2 separate regions of the Homo sapiens genome follow, and region 1 is linked to region 2. Evidence: chromatin loops called from intact Hi-C (ENCODE). Cell type or tissue: K562. All regions are shown on one strand. Links, peaks and the distances in the headings refer to the core of each region. The heading gives the core; the rest is flanking DNA. Region 1 overlaps TBXAS1 (thromboxane A synthase 1). Region 2 overlaps TBXAS1 (thromboxane A synthase 1).

Evidence for each region. A loop is a pair of places that touch in the nucleus more often than their neighbours do. Peaks named below come from ENCODE experiments on the same cell type or tissue, not always from the same donor. Only the 100,000 strongest peaks of a DNase experiment are listed, where the experiment ranks them.
Region 1: a loop joins it to region 2, with 2.3 times the contacts of the local background. A loop is called at or near these places in 4 of 110 quality-filtered maps.

What each region holds. Positions count from the first base shown.
Region 1 is chr7:139,997,621-140,005,953 of GRCh38, reverse strand. The region is part of intron 9 of TBXAS1 (thromboxane A synthase 1); the gene reads right to left. Among named protein-coding and RNA genes, the nearest start is that of PARP12, 61 kb to the left of the region's middle. RefSeq lists an enhancer at 3,272-3,331 and a silencer at 7,678-7,878. In K562, for the core only: CTCF peaks have their summits at 1,840 (motif pointing right) and 3,480 (motif pointing right); DNase peaks (open chromatin) are centred at 413, 1,863 and 3,493.
Region 2 is chr7:139,912,577-139,920,909 of GRCh38, reverse strand. All of the region lies in intron 4 of TBXAS1 (thromboxane A synthase 1), which reads right to left. Among named protein-coding and RNA genes, the nearest start is that of TBXAS1, 87 kb to the right of the region's middle. RefSeq lists enhancers at 3,703-4,002, 3,905-5,104, 6,006-7,205. In K562, for the core only: no CTCF peak of the experiment used is centred there; DNase peaks (open chromatin) are centred at 2,209, 4,309, 4,629, 6,439 and 1 weaker place.

The sequences.
Region 1 (8,333 bases), core at 143-8,142, 85 kb before region 2:
CTCAAAGTGAGCTCCGGGATGGGCAAGGGTCAGCAGCAGCAGCATCACCCGGGAACCTGTTAGAACTGCATCTCGGGTCAGAGGGGTGGAAGGGCAGGGGCCAGGACACATGGAGTCTTGAAGTCCATAGCCAGTATCGTAGCTAATCTATGATGACATAGCCATTCAACATATTGCAGCTGTTTAATGATGCCTATAAGCCACGTTGCAGAAATTATATGTAGTTTAATCCCATGTCTGTGACTGTTTATGAATTTAGAGGGCCAGGGTGGCATTCCTACTTTGTCATAAAAAATAACAAGGTTTGGATGGTTTTCCCAAAGCTCTCCCGTCTGCATTTCTGGGAACGGTTCTAACTTTAGAAGGTTATCACCCAACCCCACACTTCCCACTCCCATCACAGGCCACTGGGGCAGCTGGCTGAGCAAGTGACCAATGAAAAGGGCTCTGTGCGGGGGTTAATCCTCTGTGGCGCTGTCTTGAGAGTCTTCATAACTTTATCTTTTATTTATTTATTTTTTTTTTGAGACAGAGTCTTTTTCTGTCGCCCAAGCTGGAGTGCAGTGGTGTGATCTCGGCTCACTGCATCCTCCACCTCCCGGGTTCAAGTGATTCTCCTGCTTCAGCCTCTCAAATAGCTGGGATTACAGGCATCTGCCACCATGCCTGGCTAACTTTTGTATTTTTAGTAGAGATGGGGTTTCACCATGTTGGCCAGGTTGGTCTCCAACTTCTGACCTCAAGTGATCCGCCTGCCTCGGCCTTCCAAAGTGCTGGAGTTACAGGCGTGAGCCACTGCACCCGGACGTAACTTTATCTTTGAATCTGTGCTTTGGAAGCCTGGCTTATGCATGGCTCCACCTGTGGCTGCCTCCCACGACCAGCTCTCAGCTGCCTGTGCTCTCCACCTGGCTTCCCCCTTTCTGCCCTGACCTATGGCCACTGTTGCTGTCCACACTTCACAGGGTCCTGGGTACAGGCACAGAGAGGGCCAGGATAGGGTGCATGCACCCTGCAGCATCTCGGGTTGGCATGGTGGTGGCCGTCCCTGCCCTAGGCTGGCAGCACACAGTGTATGTGGCGGGGCCGGCCGGAGGCTGTTTCTCGATGGGGGCAAACCTCTGCCCACCCCTAGCCCAGGTACTGAGGGTGTCATAGCACAGAGGTTTAGAGATCCTTGGAGGTTAGTCTGCTGTGGCTGGCTGGGGAAGGCTGTGGAAAGGGGAGACAGCTGGACCAATTTCCCTAGATCCTGCCTCCCTGGCTGGGTCTCAGTGCATGTGTCTGGTGGCTGACAGGGCCCTTGGATGCCTGGAAGGGTCTGGACTCCCCCCGCTCATCCAGTATGTCCAGGCCTGAAAGAACATCCCCGTTGGGCAAACCTGGAGGCAACTTGTCTTCCTGCTTCCAATCTTTATGAGTTTGGTTTGTGTTTGTCTCTTCTGGCCAACAAGTCACAAACACCAATTGTGTAATTTCAGTGGTTCTGCATATAAGTTAAACGCTCTGAAATTTACATTTAAAACTGGCATTGTTTGATATAAAGATGAATGGTAAAATGCTTGCTAATAATTTAACATTGAGTTTTCTTTACTTAGAACAACAGTAAATGGAAAATAAAAAGCACCATGACAAGTCGAAAAAGAGACTGCAGAAGAAACAAAGAAGCTCGCTGAGTACCACGATGGACACGTCCCCCTGCTTTGGGAATAAAGGCTACCACGCTTTTATTTCTCACTGGGCCTCACAGATCCTGTAGCCAGCCCTGCAGGCCAAGATTGACTGGCCCAAAGGGGCCAGTCTGGAAATTTCGATCTGGGACAAAGAAAAAAGTTTTTCTCCAGCAGGTGGCGATTGAACACAGGGAAGTGGAGACCCATTGTTGGCCACATTCGGCCTTGTGGATTAATGAGCAGAAAACAGCAGTTGGCCTCAAGAAAGAAGAAATGAATCAGATGTATACAACAAAGCAGAAGCAAAGGACAGAGAGACCATTTCTCGGTGCCCCATGGAGTTCCAGTTCCTGTTGCCATCTGCTCCTGGCAGGTAACCCTGTGGGTGGCATCTTGGTCCCTTCCAACAAGTTCTCACTTGCAGCTGAAGTTAGCAACATTCTGAATTCCATTGTCTGCAACCAAACGAATCTTAACAAATGCAGGAATATGCATGTATCAAACAAGAAACAGAGGTGCGGTACACAAAAATAGGGAACTATATCTCAAAAAGAAAAACTGGATCTGGAAGCAGCATCCCTAATGGGTAAATGGTGTTGGTTCCCCGAAGAAAACTGTATGGCTTGTAAGTTGTCACGGTTTGTCAAAGAAAGAAAATTTTTAAAGATAGGCTAAGCGAATTTTGTATTAGAAAATCAAAGTCTTTACTCTTTCCCTAGATAGGCTTTTCTCTTTTTAACTGTGCTTCTAGGCTTTTAGATCAAGATGCACATGTAGGCCAGGTGCGGTGGCTCACGCCTGTAATCCCAGCACTTTGGGAGGCCGAGGTGGGTGGATCACCTGAGGTGAGGAGTTCAAGACCAGCCTGGCCAACATGATGAAACCCTGTCTCTACTAAAAGTACAAAAAATTAGCTGGGCATGGTGGTGGGTGCCTGTAACCCCAGCCACCCTGGAGGCTGAGGCAGGAGAATCGCTTGAACCGGGAGGTGGAGGTTGCAGTGAGCTGAGATCACAGCCTAGGCATCAAGAGCAAAACTCCATCTCAAACAAACAGACAAACAAACAAAAAGATACGTATGTAAAGACCATCTTGGTTCAGCAGTTCTCCATGTGGCTGCATGTTAGAAACAGCCAGCTTTTTTTTTTTTTTTTTTGAGACGGAGTTTCGCTCTTGTTGCCCAGGCTGGAGTACAATGGCCCGGTCTCGGCTCACTGCAACCTCTGCCTCCTGGGTTCAAGCAATTCTTCTGCCTCAGCCTCCCGAGTAGCTGGGATTACAGGCACCCACCACCACGCCCGGCTAATTTTTGTATTTTCAGTAGAGATGAGGTTTCACCGTGTTGGTCAGGCTGGTCTCGAACTCCTGACCTCAGGCAATCCGCCTGCCTCGGCCTCCCAAAGTGCTGGGATTACAGGTGTGAGCCACCGCGCCCAGCCAGAAACAGCCAGATTTTTATATGTTTTAGTATAGATGGATGCTTGGGCCCTACTCCCCAGTGTTGGTCTGAGGTGGGGCCTGGGCACCAGCTCTCCCTTTTTAGCCCCCTGGCTGTCCTAATGTGCACTCAGGGGCATAGGTCTTTCCGACTGTCTGTCTGAGACCTACCCTAGCGCTTCTCCACACCTGAGGAATGAACGGATGAGGCAGAAGGACGCACACACCTCCATGTCTTAGTCGAACCAGCGAGACAACAAAACTCAAGTCCCTATCCCACTCACTGGCTGGTCCACCCAGCAGTTGCTGGCTTTGTCTGCAGCTTTCAGGAATAGCAGGGACAGAACGGTCCTGAGCAAATTCTGCCAGCAGAGGGCAACAAGCGCATGCTAAATGAGGACTCCCCGTCCCGGGAAAGGACCTTGGAAATCCTCCCAGCCATCCTTCCTTGACAGAGAGGAGAAAAATGAGGCCCAGAGAGGAAGGCCTGTGAACCCAAAGTCTCAACATAGAATTTATTATAAGTCCTCTTTCATTCAGCAGTTCCTCAGCGGGCACCTTGGATGGGTCAGGTGCGGGACCAGGTGCTGGGGGTCCAAGGAGGCTCTGTCCATTGAGGAAACCGATTCCTAAACAAATCATGACATGGATGTGTAAAGTGTTATCGAATGTGCTTACGAGGAATGCAAAACCAGTTCTGTTTAGGAGATCCTTCATTTACATATTCAAGGAATACATATGGAATTGGCGAGCATGATTCACCAGGCACTGTGCTAGGCCCGGGAGACGTAACTTTAAAATGCACGGACATGTCCTAGCCTCTCGGAGCTTCCAGTCTATCAGGATGCAAACAAGTGGATAAGGGTGAGATGGGAGAACAGATGAGAGACACACATCTCCCACATTTGGGATCAGGGACTCTGTGAGGAGGAAGCGACAATGTCCAGGCTGAGATTTTTAGGATGAGTGAGAATAAGCCAGTGAAAAGTGGATGGCCTTGTTCAGAGGCTGCTGCAACCAACCTAAAACAAATATGAATCAATCAGGGAACTGTGAATCCAACAGGATATTTGATGCTCTCAAGGAATGAACATTCATTTTGGTTTTAGTTGATAATGGTATTGTGGTCATGTTTAGAAAAGAATTCTTATCGGCCAGTCACGGTGGCTCACGCCCATAATCTCAGCACTTTGGGAGGCCAAGGCAGGGGGTGTCACTTGAGGCCAGGAGTTCGAGACCAACCTGGGCAACATGGTGAAATCCCATCTCTACTCAAAATAGAAAAATAGCCAGGTATGGTGGTGGGCGCCTGTAATCCCAGCTACTTGGGAGGCTGAGGCAGGAAAATTGCTCGAGCCTGGGAGGTAGAGGTTGCGGTGAGCCGAGATAGTGCCACTGCACTACAGCCTGGGTGACAGGCCCTTGGCACACCTGGTCCTCTGTCAGTACATCCAGGCACCAACGTTACCAACAGCTAGTGAGGGTGCTGTGGGTCTGCTGGGCCTGGAGTGTCTCAAAAATGTGGGGGACTGAGCAGAATATTCTCTTATTTCAAGCCAGGAAGCACCTGAAGCTTCTATGTTTCCAAAAGATAACATGAAAAGCCATCCCCCAGGGTTCTCTCTGCCTCCTGTTTCAAAGGCCAAATTACTGAGAATTAGAGCTGGGGGGAAATCTCAAAATCAACCTTTGCTGTCCACACCCAATGAGGAAGCCCCCCCTGCAGCGCCTCCCCTTGACCTTGGCCTGGCTTTGGGTCCCACAAGGGAGGCAAAGGGCAGGGTTCTGTTCCGGGTCTGTAACCCTTAGCCATGGCCTTGGGCCAGTCGTCAGGACAGTATCTACAGGACCCCTCGTCTGTAATGCTGTCCCACCCATCTTGCAGAGTAGAGTGAACAAGAAGATGAAGGTGGAAGTCTTTGGCAACTGGAAAGTACCTCCTAAGCAGGTGATATTTCTGTTTGAACACATTCAGTGGCGGGAAAGCTTATTTCAACATGAGGCGCTCTGCTCTCTCTATTGAACTAGGCTAATAGGATGTGTTAAGGGAGAAAGAAATTCTAAAATCCTATCAAATTCATTTCAGCTGGGACTTATTTTATAAAATAACTGCTCTTAGAGGGTTGAAAATTAAATATTGGGAAACATGGAAATAAAATAAACAGAATCTTTACCTAGTGATTTACATTCTCAAACCAGAGTTTCTTCATTTTGGGGGAGACTTTTTCATATGTAGTTGATTTTCAATGGGCAGTAACTTCTAATTTTATTCCTAAGATTCTTGGTCTCTTAGTCTTTCCATCATATAGTTTAGGATCTAGAAACCAATATGTGTTTGTTTATTTTCTTGCTCTGTGGCCCAGGCTACAGTGCAGTGGTGCTGTCATAGCTCACTGCAGCCTTGAACTCCTGGGCTCAAGCGATCCTCCTGCCTCAGCCGCCAGAGTAACTGGGACTACAGGTGCAAGCCACCATGCCTGTCTAATTGTTTTTTGTTTGTTTGTAGAGATGCGGGGACATCTCACTATGTTGCCCAGGCTTGTGTTGAACTCCTGGACTCCAGTGATCCTCCAGTCTCAGCCTCCTAAAGTACTGGGATCACAGGCATGAGCCACTCTGCCTGGCCCAATATTTAAATACATTTAAATACAATAGATTAACCTGATGGTTTAGGGAACTAACTCTATGGGCAATCTATCGATAAATCCTTTTATGTAGGAAATAACAGTACTGCCCTCTCCTATTAATCTCTTTTCTATATTTATCATTTTGTGTATCATTTTCTCTGAAAGCTAGACACACACACACAGTCACACACCTACACATACGCCACACACTGGGTGTGTGTGCAGATGTCATCTGGAGTATAAATGAGAAAAAGAAAATAAAAATGTCATTGCTTTCACAAAGATTTTTCCTGGAGATTCACGGACCTAATAGAAAAATTATCATTTTTCTATGTTGTTAAAGGAAATAGAAGCAGAGGTGGCTTCAGTTTTCTTCTTCAGAGCAGTAGGAACAGCAGCATCTGTAGTAGTTATGCCTACCCAGCTGTCACTAGACTTGGTCTTATACTAAGAAGTAGGCCAAGTGATGCTGGCCCTTGCCCTCTAGAAGCCGGAGCTGGAAATCCCTTAAGCACGAGGACAGCTTGGGGCAATACAGCCATATGAAGAATAAAGATTTCCATTCACTCTGATTCTCCAGGGACCGTGGGACTATAATATGAAACCAAGCCGTGGAAAATGGGGTGACCTTCGCTTTGCCCTTCTGACCATAAACCAGAGGCAAAGCCCCTCACCCTTGCAACTGGTTTTTTGGAGACAGAGTCTTGCTCTATCCCCCAGGCTGGAGTGCAATGGTACAATCTCGGCTCACTGCAACCTCCACCTCCCGGGTTCAAGCGAGTCTCATGCGTCAGCCTCCCAAGTAGCTGGAATTACAGGCGCTCACCACCATGCCCACGTAGTTATTGTATTTTTATAGAGACGGGGTTTTACCATGTTGGCCAGGCTGGTCTTGAACTCCTGACCTCAGGTGATTCACCCACCTCGGCCTCCCAAAGTGCTGGGATTATAGGCGTAAGCCATGGCGCCCGGCCAGCCCTGAGTTCTTATGGCAAGGTTGGGAGGGAGCTGAGGTTCTCTGAGCTCTGACATTTCACCTTCTAGATCCCATAGCTCTGTTGTCTGAGTGGGTCCAGTGAGCAGTTTCAAGGCTTGCAGGGAGATACGATGGAGGTTTGGTTATGAGAGGGGGTGATAAATCTTTCCATCCACATTGCTGGCTTCCCTGGCCAATGCCCAGAAAGTTCTCTGTGCTAGCTTCAATAATTTGGCAGATTTAGATGTTGAAATTCATCCATACTCGAGAAAAAGTAATTAAGAGAGTGTACATGGCATCTATTTATACCTGCTTTAGAAGGGGACAGAACCCGTCTCATAAAAACACAGAGATTTTTCCAGGTGTTTTTGTACTCTGAGGCCCAGGCCATTAAGGGATTAGGTGCAGAGATGTAATGAAAAAACATAAACCAGGCTGCGTGCGCACACAAACACACAACCCACGGGGCATCAGTCTTCTCCATGATGGCTCTGGGCTGAGCTTCACTGACAGTGCTGACCTGCTGCAGAAATTGCTGTCTGCAGAGATCTAGAATAATAATAGTGTTTTGCCTTGTGAAACACTTTATTGCTCACCAATGGATTTTTACATCCATTATACCATTTGGTCTTCACAACCACACTGTGAGGTAGGTAGAGCAGCTTTTATTGTCTATTTTATAGATGAAAAAAAACCAGATATTTGGAGAGGTGAAGTGACTTGTCCCAGGTCGCACGGCCAGTTAATGGTAGAGTTGGAACTGAATCCAGGTCTTCAAATTCCAAGCCTTTTCCATTACCTGGGCCTACCTGGTCTTACCTTCCCTCCCTCCAGCCTTCCCTCCCTTCCTTTCCTCTTGTACATTTTATGGAAGAATAACACGCATATGGAAAAATATGACACAAACACAAACTTAGAGCTCAATGAATTTTCACACTGTAAGCATTCCTGTGTAACCAGCACTTAGACCAAGACAGAACCTTCCAGCACTTGGAAGCACACCCGTGGCCTCTCCCGGTCACATGCCCCTCAGTAGTAACCACTGTCTTGACTTCTAACACGAGAGATTACTTTTGCCTCTTTGTCTTGAACTTCCTATAAATGAAATATTTCCATGCAGGCTTTTCGGTCTGCCTTCTTTTGCTCAGTTTCATGTCTGTGACAGTCACCCATGTTGTGTGTTGTGGTGTGTTCATCCTCATGATTTGGTGCTCCATTGGGTGAGCTGCCCCGATTTATCCATCCTTTTCCTTGTCAATGGACATTTGAGTTGTTCCCAGGTTGGGGGCCATTATGAATAAAGCCTTATGAACATTCTTGTTTATGGCTTTTGGTGAACAGAGTACAGGTTTCTGTTGGGTGTACATCTGGGCATGGCACTGCCGGGTCATGAGGGATGTGTATGTTCAGCTTTAGTAGATATTGCAAACAGTTTGACAGACAGGTTGTTCACACTGCCTAAAATTTTAACAGTGAATCAGTTGAAAAGCAGCCTGTTGACATCCTAGTTTCTTCTATTTACTCTAACTGCAGGCTCCTCCCCAGTTTCTTCTCCCTTCCTTGCTAATATTCTGAAATGTAACCACTATCTCTATTCCAGGAAAGGACTGAGAGAAAGAA
Region 2 (8,333 bases), core at 139-8,138:
CCTTCATTGAGCACACGCTTGTCGGGCTGTATTGGGGTATCATCGTCAGGAACAGAGGAGGTCTGTCCTACTGCACTCATGGGAGCAGTGCCTGGTCTCAGGAAGGAGTGTCCTACTGTGATGTGTAATGAAGTTAGACCTCATCAGCCAAACAATGGTTTTCAGACAGTGGTCACATTTTAAGAGAGGTGTTAAGAGCTGACAGGAATCCTTTGGCCCTGTTTTAATTTGGGTTTTTAATCTCAAGCTGGTAACTGGGGTTGCCGCCCTTTGATGACCACACGTTGCGGGTGGATTGCAGTTTCTCTCTCACAGGCTCACGTTAGGCTGCTTGACTTGGGATGATCACACTGCCTTCCTTGGCATCTCTTGCAAGTGTCCTCTGAGACCAGGTTAAAAACTTCCTTTTTTAACATGGATCCCATTAGGATATCAAAGGGTGACATTTGTGGTCATGTCTCCTCCTTCAAAGGGTGGCCCCTTTTAGGGCCTATGGGCCCTTTGTTTCCCATTTCTAAAAGAGGCAGGAAGGAGAAGGTGAGCAGAGAAAGTGAAAAGTCATTAGAGGGGTGACAACAGGTAAGAGAGGAAAGTGTGGTTTAACTTTGCCCCTTCTGCCCCTCTTCAAAGGCTAGATTAGTGCTGGCAGCCAGAGGGGGACAGAAAACCCAGCAGAGGGACCCCTCGTTGTCTTTACTTGCTCTGCTTCAAATAGCCATGCCTTGGGCATTTAGGAAGATGTGGATGAACCCCACACAGAATGTGTCAAGACCACAGTCTCTGACCCTCCCTGGCCATCCCACAGCAGGAGCTGAATGGCTGCTAGCTTCAATGATCTTGAGCTGGGTTTGCTGCACTTTATGTTTAGGGCTGTACAAGCTCTGCTCTGAATGGTGTCTGTGATTATGCTGTGAATAATGATGGAGCAACTACTGTGTGCCAGGTGCTGTACTGGGACTGGAACTATCAAGACAAAGAATGGAGGGTGGGAGTGGGGTGGCCTATATCACCAATACTTGTCCATCTTACAGCAAACACAGTACTTTTCATATTATTTCATCAACTCTTGGGTCATTCTCCAGCAATTAGGAAACACTGCCCTGAGGAGCAGGTTATTGAAGAAAACCAACACCTCGGCATTCCATGGGTGCATGAAGACAGCAGCCACTTACTGAAGGTTTCTCATGCACCAGCCCAGTGATTCTCGACTGGCCTGGTAAAGCCACACAAGAACCACTGGCTCCTTCCAGAGTGTTGCAAATGCATGGAATGCATTTCTGCTGTAACCGGGTTCATGTATTATCGGGAGAAAGGGATGAAAGGCATGATAGAATATGAAGCTATAGCCACAAATGTTTTCTTGTGTTCTGGAACATGCAAGAAATGGACTCAAGATCTAGATGATCTCTGGGATGACTTGACAGATGATCAACAGTTCTGAAACAGCCACACAAGGCTGAGAGGCCAGCTGAACAGAGCGAGGTGCTTCTAAGGACTCCAAGAGATAGTGTTATACCTCAGTGGTTGTAATGTGAGTACAGAGAGCCAACTTGTTTATGCCAACTAGTCTGCAAAAATATTAATATCAAAAAGAGGACCACGGTCACAAAGACTAGGTACCACTGTTACAAACGTTGTTTCTAATTCTCACACAACCAGGCACAGATGAGGACAGCCATCGTGCAACTTGTCCCCTTCCCACCTGGAGACGTGAAAGACCTGGCACTGTCCCCTCATTATATTATAATCAACTGAGACTCAAGAATTCTGTCACTTGTATAACCCCAAATTCTATACTTGAGGCCATTGTCAATTTATATCTATTGCTATCTGGCTGTACAAAGATTTGAACCAAATAGGGCTTATATTTTGGTGGTTTGAAATAGTAAAGGTGTCCCTTTTACTAAAAATAGAGTATAAAAAAATTAAAATGTAAAAAAAAAATACCAAAAATGAAAACAGTAGTGGTCTTACTCTTCTACATGTCAGTTTTCATTCATTCCCTCTGCTGGTAGAAGGTGGCCATAGATTTGACATCATCTTCGCTCTCTCTGTGGGAGAGTGTGACTGGCCTGAGAGAATGGCCTCCGGGTGAGGTTGTGAGATGTGTCCACAGCTCGAGGGGTCAGCTCAGGGGCATGTGGTGGCTAAAAACAAATTTGGGCTCTATCTGCCTAGTCAGCTTCAGCTGCTGGAAAGGGGCCTCTTCTAATTATGGCAGTCCTGCCTGACGGAGTTCCAGCATTTTATCCACTGGGGAGGAGGAGGAAGCCAGGCGCTTGGAACTGTGCTTCTATCAGCCCCAAAGCTGACAGTGAGGGCCCCTCCTGAGCGGGGAAGGGAATCTGGGGGCTTGTTAACTCTTATCTTTGCAGGAAACTCTCCAACAGATCTCAGCAGAGTTTCTGGCCAGAAGCAGTGTTCAAGAAGGACAAGGGTGTTCCTGATATTGCACTTGACATGCTTGGCTGCGAGAATAAATTTTCCTGAGGGGGCCTAAGAGGGGCTTGTTCCTTGTACCTGAAGCTCCAAGTGGCTCTATGGGACGCTGGTGGGACTCCGTGGCTCCCTGTGGCTGCCAACGGTCACGTGAACTGGGCACCAAACAGACCTTAGGGATTAGCTAGTCTAATGTATTTTACACAGGAGGAAATTGAGAATCAGGAGGTTAAAGGATTGTCTGAAGGCCACACAACTAATAAGAGGTAGCAAATCTGGAATCTGATTTCATTTCTTTAAACTAAAATCAAAGACATTTCACCATACTACTGAGCTATGGCTTAGAAGAGGGAAAATGGGAAGAAGAAAGGGAATGTCATAAGAAGGAGATTGGGGCGGAGAAAGACAGGGAGGATCAGGACTTAGTCACTTGATTTCCATGGAATGTTCTGGAATATATCCATTGAGAGATAAGAATTGATTTTATGGTTTATTTCTCTATTCTCATGCCTAAATTGTAGATATTAATCTCCTGGTTTACACACTTATTTCTACTTCTGCCACGACAAAAGTTAGGGAAATATGGCATAAATATCAGAGCAAGCTTTTACTAATTTCTTTTTGTTAAAAAAATATATAAAGATAGCTTCCTGCTGAACCAAGAGTCTAGTAAGACACAAAAATATGAAATCATTTTCAACAAGGTCTTGAAATTTTAGAAAAATCTCTGCAAGGCAGAGAGAAGTACATTTGAGCATTGAGAATCAACACCACTTAACACTATTCCTGTGTTCCCAAGGCATCACAAGACACTCAGTACTTTTAAAGATGTTAGAATTAAAACTTAGCTACCATGTTGGAAACGAAGCTCAGTGTGTTGTACTGATTAAATGTAATGCCATGGATCTGGCTTTTCTAGGACTTAGCCATGTCCAGACATTAGAAAAGCAGGTGAAATGGGAGACCTGCAGGGGACAGGCATCCCATTGCGACTGTCACCTGGGAATTCCAATGGGGCAGCCCATCCTGCAACAGGAAGCTTCCAGTTCAGATTGGAGGGTTTCCTATGCACAGCAAAGACCTTTCGCCATACCACTGGGCTATGGCTTAGAAGAGGGGGAAATTAAAAGAAGAAAGTGGGTGTTATAAGAAGAAGATTGCGGCAGAGAAGGAGACGGAGGTCACATAAAACAAAGAGGCCTCAAAATAGAGACGGGGGCAGGCAAATGAGGTTGCACACCTGTGTTTCTGGTTTCACTGCCCTCTGTAGTCTGTTTGTGCTTTCAGGAAGAACTTCTCCCTTGCTCAGAGCTGTAGACCCGTAATGTGAGTTGACCTTTCTCAAGAAATGCACAGCTAAAAAAAGTTGGCAAGGTTTGACTGAAGCCATGAGAGCTTCCCTAGGTCATGCATGGCAACCACTCTCACAAGTAAAATCTTGATGCACATGTTTGAACATCTGAGTGTCTTCATTTACTCAATGTTTGATTTAAGAGAAAGAGAACCAGGAACTCCAGGTGAACAGTTTTCAAAAACTGTCAGTGGTTACAGGTGTAGGAATGAGTTCAAGGGGGGCGGTTTTATGGCAAGTCTGCCAAGGGCCCCTCTCTCCTCAATGGATGCCAGCAGGCGGGTCCCTGTGGCCCCCGCACAAGGGCGTCTGACTCACCTGTAGCCCTGAATTGAGCTTTCCTTGCCAATTAGCTCTGCAATGAGCCAACATACTCTTTTCTTCCTTCGATAGGAGGCTGCTGCAGATACAGAGGACAGGAAGGTTTCCAGTGACTAATTTGCCTATAACTTTAGTCATCTTCACCAATGCCAAGGAGTTTGTGGTTTCACAGTGACTCATCCTGCAATGTTCACAGCTGTGTGGAGAGCGAGTGAAGCAGCCCCTGAGAGGCTGAACCTGGGGCAGCCAGGGTGCCGGGTATTGATGGTTCGGGATAAAACCACCCACCACGTCCATCACATGGCTTTGGACGTGACTCTTGTGTGTCAGTGGTGTGGCTCGACCTGTGCCTGGAGAGGTGACCTCTGTGTTGCTCATGAGGACCTGAGAGATGGCACTCCATACTGCCACTCCAGACCAGAACCCACATCTCCAAAGCACTAGGCTTAGTGTTTTGACACATCCCTGACATGCCTATCTGACCAGACCAAGCTAACATGGGCCAAAGACTGGCTTACCTCTTATCACCCTTCCCACAGCTCCCTAACTCTAGGCCTTGATAGGAGGCCAAGAACAAGAAGTTCTGCCTCTGGTTGTGACCATTTCTGCTGAGTCATGTGGACTCAGCTCCATTTTCCACAGATATTTAAAAAAGAGCTGCCCTATGGTTTCATTAGGTACCGTACCTGACAGCAAAGAAGAGCTCATTGAAAATATCTAAATAGAAACATCCGAGTCCTGATGTACCAGGACGACTGAGCTTCTATAAGTGCCAAGAAGATTGATTTGGGTTTAATGATAAGCTGTGGTTGCACCATCATGGAGCAGTTTCAGGAAGCACTGAGGACATTGATAGAGACCTACAAGGTCCACGTGGAAAATGAGCAAGATGAAGCAGAGACATTGCACAGACTCCAGAGGCCCAAAAACTGTGAATGGGAAAGCATGACATTAAGAACTGCCGCTCCGGATCCAACCCACAGTCTGCTCCAGCCAGTGTTCTGGAGTTTGGAAAAGAATATTTCACAGGATGATATTTGAATTCACACATTTGTTCAATGTTGTTGTATGTCAGGGAGCTCCCTGTTGCATCACCCCCACCTCCAGTGAATATGCTCTATGGATCCCTCATGGGATGCTTACGGCTCATGTCAAATTTCAGAGCTAAATCCAGCTTCCCAAATCAGGGCCCTTCTCCACCAGGCTGTCCAGGGACAAAACTCAACGTAACTCAAGCCTGAATTTGTGAGCAGACATGGGCTCTCCCTGTTGGAGAATGAGAGCATGCATTATTTAAATTCCTTTTCACTTAATTTATCAAACTAATATGCCGAGGTATTTTCTGTATCACAAGGGACCGTTTGGTAGCAGCCTGCATGGAGTAAGCATTTAATGTTTACCGAGTGAATGTATAATAAAGCTGAATTGCTGAACGCTTAAGTAAACATGGCCTATTAGAGGGAAGGCAACGTGGTGTCAGTAAGGAGAAATCACGTCTCACTAATCTCCTTGAGTTCTTTGAGCAGATAAATAAGCATATGGATAAGAGGGAACCACAGAACCCAATTTAATTTGACTTTCAAAAACCTGTGAGAAAATCCCACTTTAAAGACTGTTTTTTAAAAAATTGAGTCACTAAGGGTTGTTTTACCATCGATATGGAATTGGCTTAAAGACCATAAACAAAGCTACACATAAGTGGATGCATTCCCAGATGGAAAACTATAAACACTGGGATTTCCTGGAGATCTTATCTATGATGGGTCTTTTTACGTGTTTGTGAATGACCGAGACGAAGAAGACTATATTGCAACTCCAGGTTCAAGTAATACCTCATTCTTCTGGGAGGAATGTCAAGTTGATGGAAATTCCATTCAGTTGGAACAAGAATATATTGGATGCTGAAGAGTCAATATGTGTTTATGTCATGGGGTTTAAAAAAAATACAAGATACAGTTCTTGGCCTTAAAGAGCTAATAATCAAGCTAGAGTGAAAGCCATATCCTCCTTCACTGTAAATACTGGAAGGCACAAGGGGATCAACTGTGACAACGAGTGACACACATGGTGAGCGCTGCCAGAGTTCAGGGAAGGGGAAAAGTGCATGTGGATGGAGGCAGGGAAGGCTTCCTGGAGGAGGCAGTATCTGAGGAGTGTCTTGAAGAACAGCAAGAGTTTGGATGGGTGTGGAAGAGGTGGAGGGTTTTCTTGTGAGAAGCAGTAATGTGTCACCTGCCAAGTACTGTGTAGAGGGAGAGGTTATATGCATGATCCCATGTGGCTTTATGACAGCCCAGTAAGGTGGATCATATCCCCCAACTCCAGGCCTTGAGAGGAGGCCAAGAATAAGAAGTTCTGCCACTGGTTGTGACCATTTCTGCTGAGTCATGTTGATTCAGCTCCACTTTCCATGGATATTTTTAAAAAGAGCTGCCCCAGCTCTTTTTTAAGTTAAGAAATGTGGCCAGGTACAGTGGCTCAGGGCTATAATCCCAACAATTTGGGAGGCCAAGGTGAGAGGATCACCTGAGGCCAGGAGCTCGAGACTAACCTTGGCGACATAGTAAGACCCCCATCTCTGCCAAATTTTTTTTTTTTAAAATTAGCCAGGCATGGTGGCACACACATGCAGTCCCAGCTACCTAGGAGGCTGAGGTGGGAGGATCACTTGGGCCCAGGAGTTTGAGGCTGCAGTGAGCTCTGATCACACCACTGAACTCCAGCCTGGGTGACAGAGCAAGACCGTGTCTCCAAAAAAAAAAAAAAAAAGATATGTGCTCAAGCTCACGTCATAATCAATATGAGCCCCACTGTTACACTGCCTTCAATTCTGAGGCAGTGTCAGCGTGAGCAAGGCAGAGGTCAGGTCTCTCCAGAGCAGGTGAGGGTGAGCAGGGAGAGGCTGGAGTGACGATTTGTATTGGGGAGCAGTGAGAGACAGGGTGGAGCACACACAATGGATCTAAGACACAAGGGCCCTTAAATATCGTCTAGGGAACTTGAACTTAGTCCTGAAGGCTTAATCCTGTGCTGAGTGGAAGAGGACGAAAATTGGAACTCTACTCTGGAGTTTGGGGCACTGGACCTAGTCTGCGTGGAGGGGTGGGTGAGGGGATGGTGAAAGAAATTAGAAACGGCAGACAAATGGCTTGGAGGATAAATTGATCAAAGCTGAGGGCAATATTATTGTGTCCTCCTTGCTTGGACATGTGCATTGAGTATGTCTGCCCCTAGCAGGCCAAATCATTGACCTCTTCTAGGTCAGCTCTCAGGGTCACATGTCCTGGTATCATGGGAGGAAATATGGAGACACCAGTTGGCAAGTGCCGTCTCATGGCTTAGGGGCTCAGACAGTCTCAAGTGCTATGACAGGCTCCTGGGAGTACCTTTACTGCTTGCCAGGATGTGGCTTGGTGGTCCGTGCACTTTGACTTATTGGCTTCTCCAACTTCTTTAATCAGCACTCCTTGCTGAGGCTGATGGAGCAACAAGCTACAGCTGCATTTAATAATCAGAATCAGTTTCTTGACAGACGGCTTCCAGGGGACTTTGAGCGAGGAGATAGCAATGCAGTGTTTGGGAAAGAGAATCTAGAGGCAGCAGAGAAGCAGTTAAACTTCTGCAATTCCTTCGGCCATCCTGAAGGGATGGAGGTAGCAGGCCAGCCGCCTCCCTCCAGGCCACATCCCTCTAGAGGCCACGTGATGTCTGGAGTTGGGCATGATGCTCTGGGGCTGGAAGAAGATGAGCAAATTTTGGGTGAGTGGCCAATTACTCCACTCAACCTTGACATCCTGAAATGTCACTGAGGCAGCTGTCACAGCTTTGGCAGTAAAAAGAGCTCTAGACTTAAGTTGAGAGATGGCACATGAATCCCTGCTCTTCCTCGTGTTAAGCCATGTTACCAGGGTTGATCATTTAGCCTCTCTGAACCTTAGTTTCTTTGTCTATAAAATAGAGATGATAATTGTACTCATCTCATAAGCTCTTGCGATGACAAGGACACACTCTGGATGGCTCACCTAGTTCGGAACACAGGCAGGGGGACTTTCTCTAATTTCTTTAAGACTCAGCCCCAAGCACCTCACACCCAATAAGCTTTCCTCTGTCTGCATCCTGGTGGCCTGGGCTCCCCACCTCAGGAGCACTCACCACACTGCATTGTGCTGGTCCCTTTCCTTGTCTGCCTCCCTCACTAAACCGAGAGTTCCTCGAGGGACAC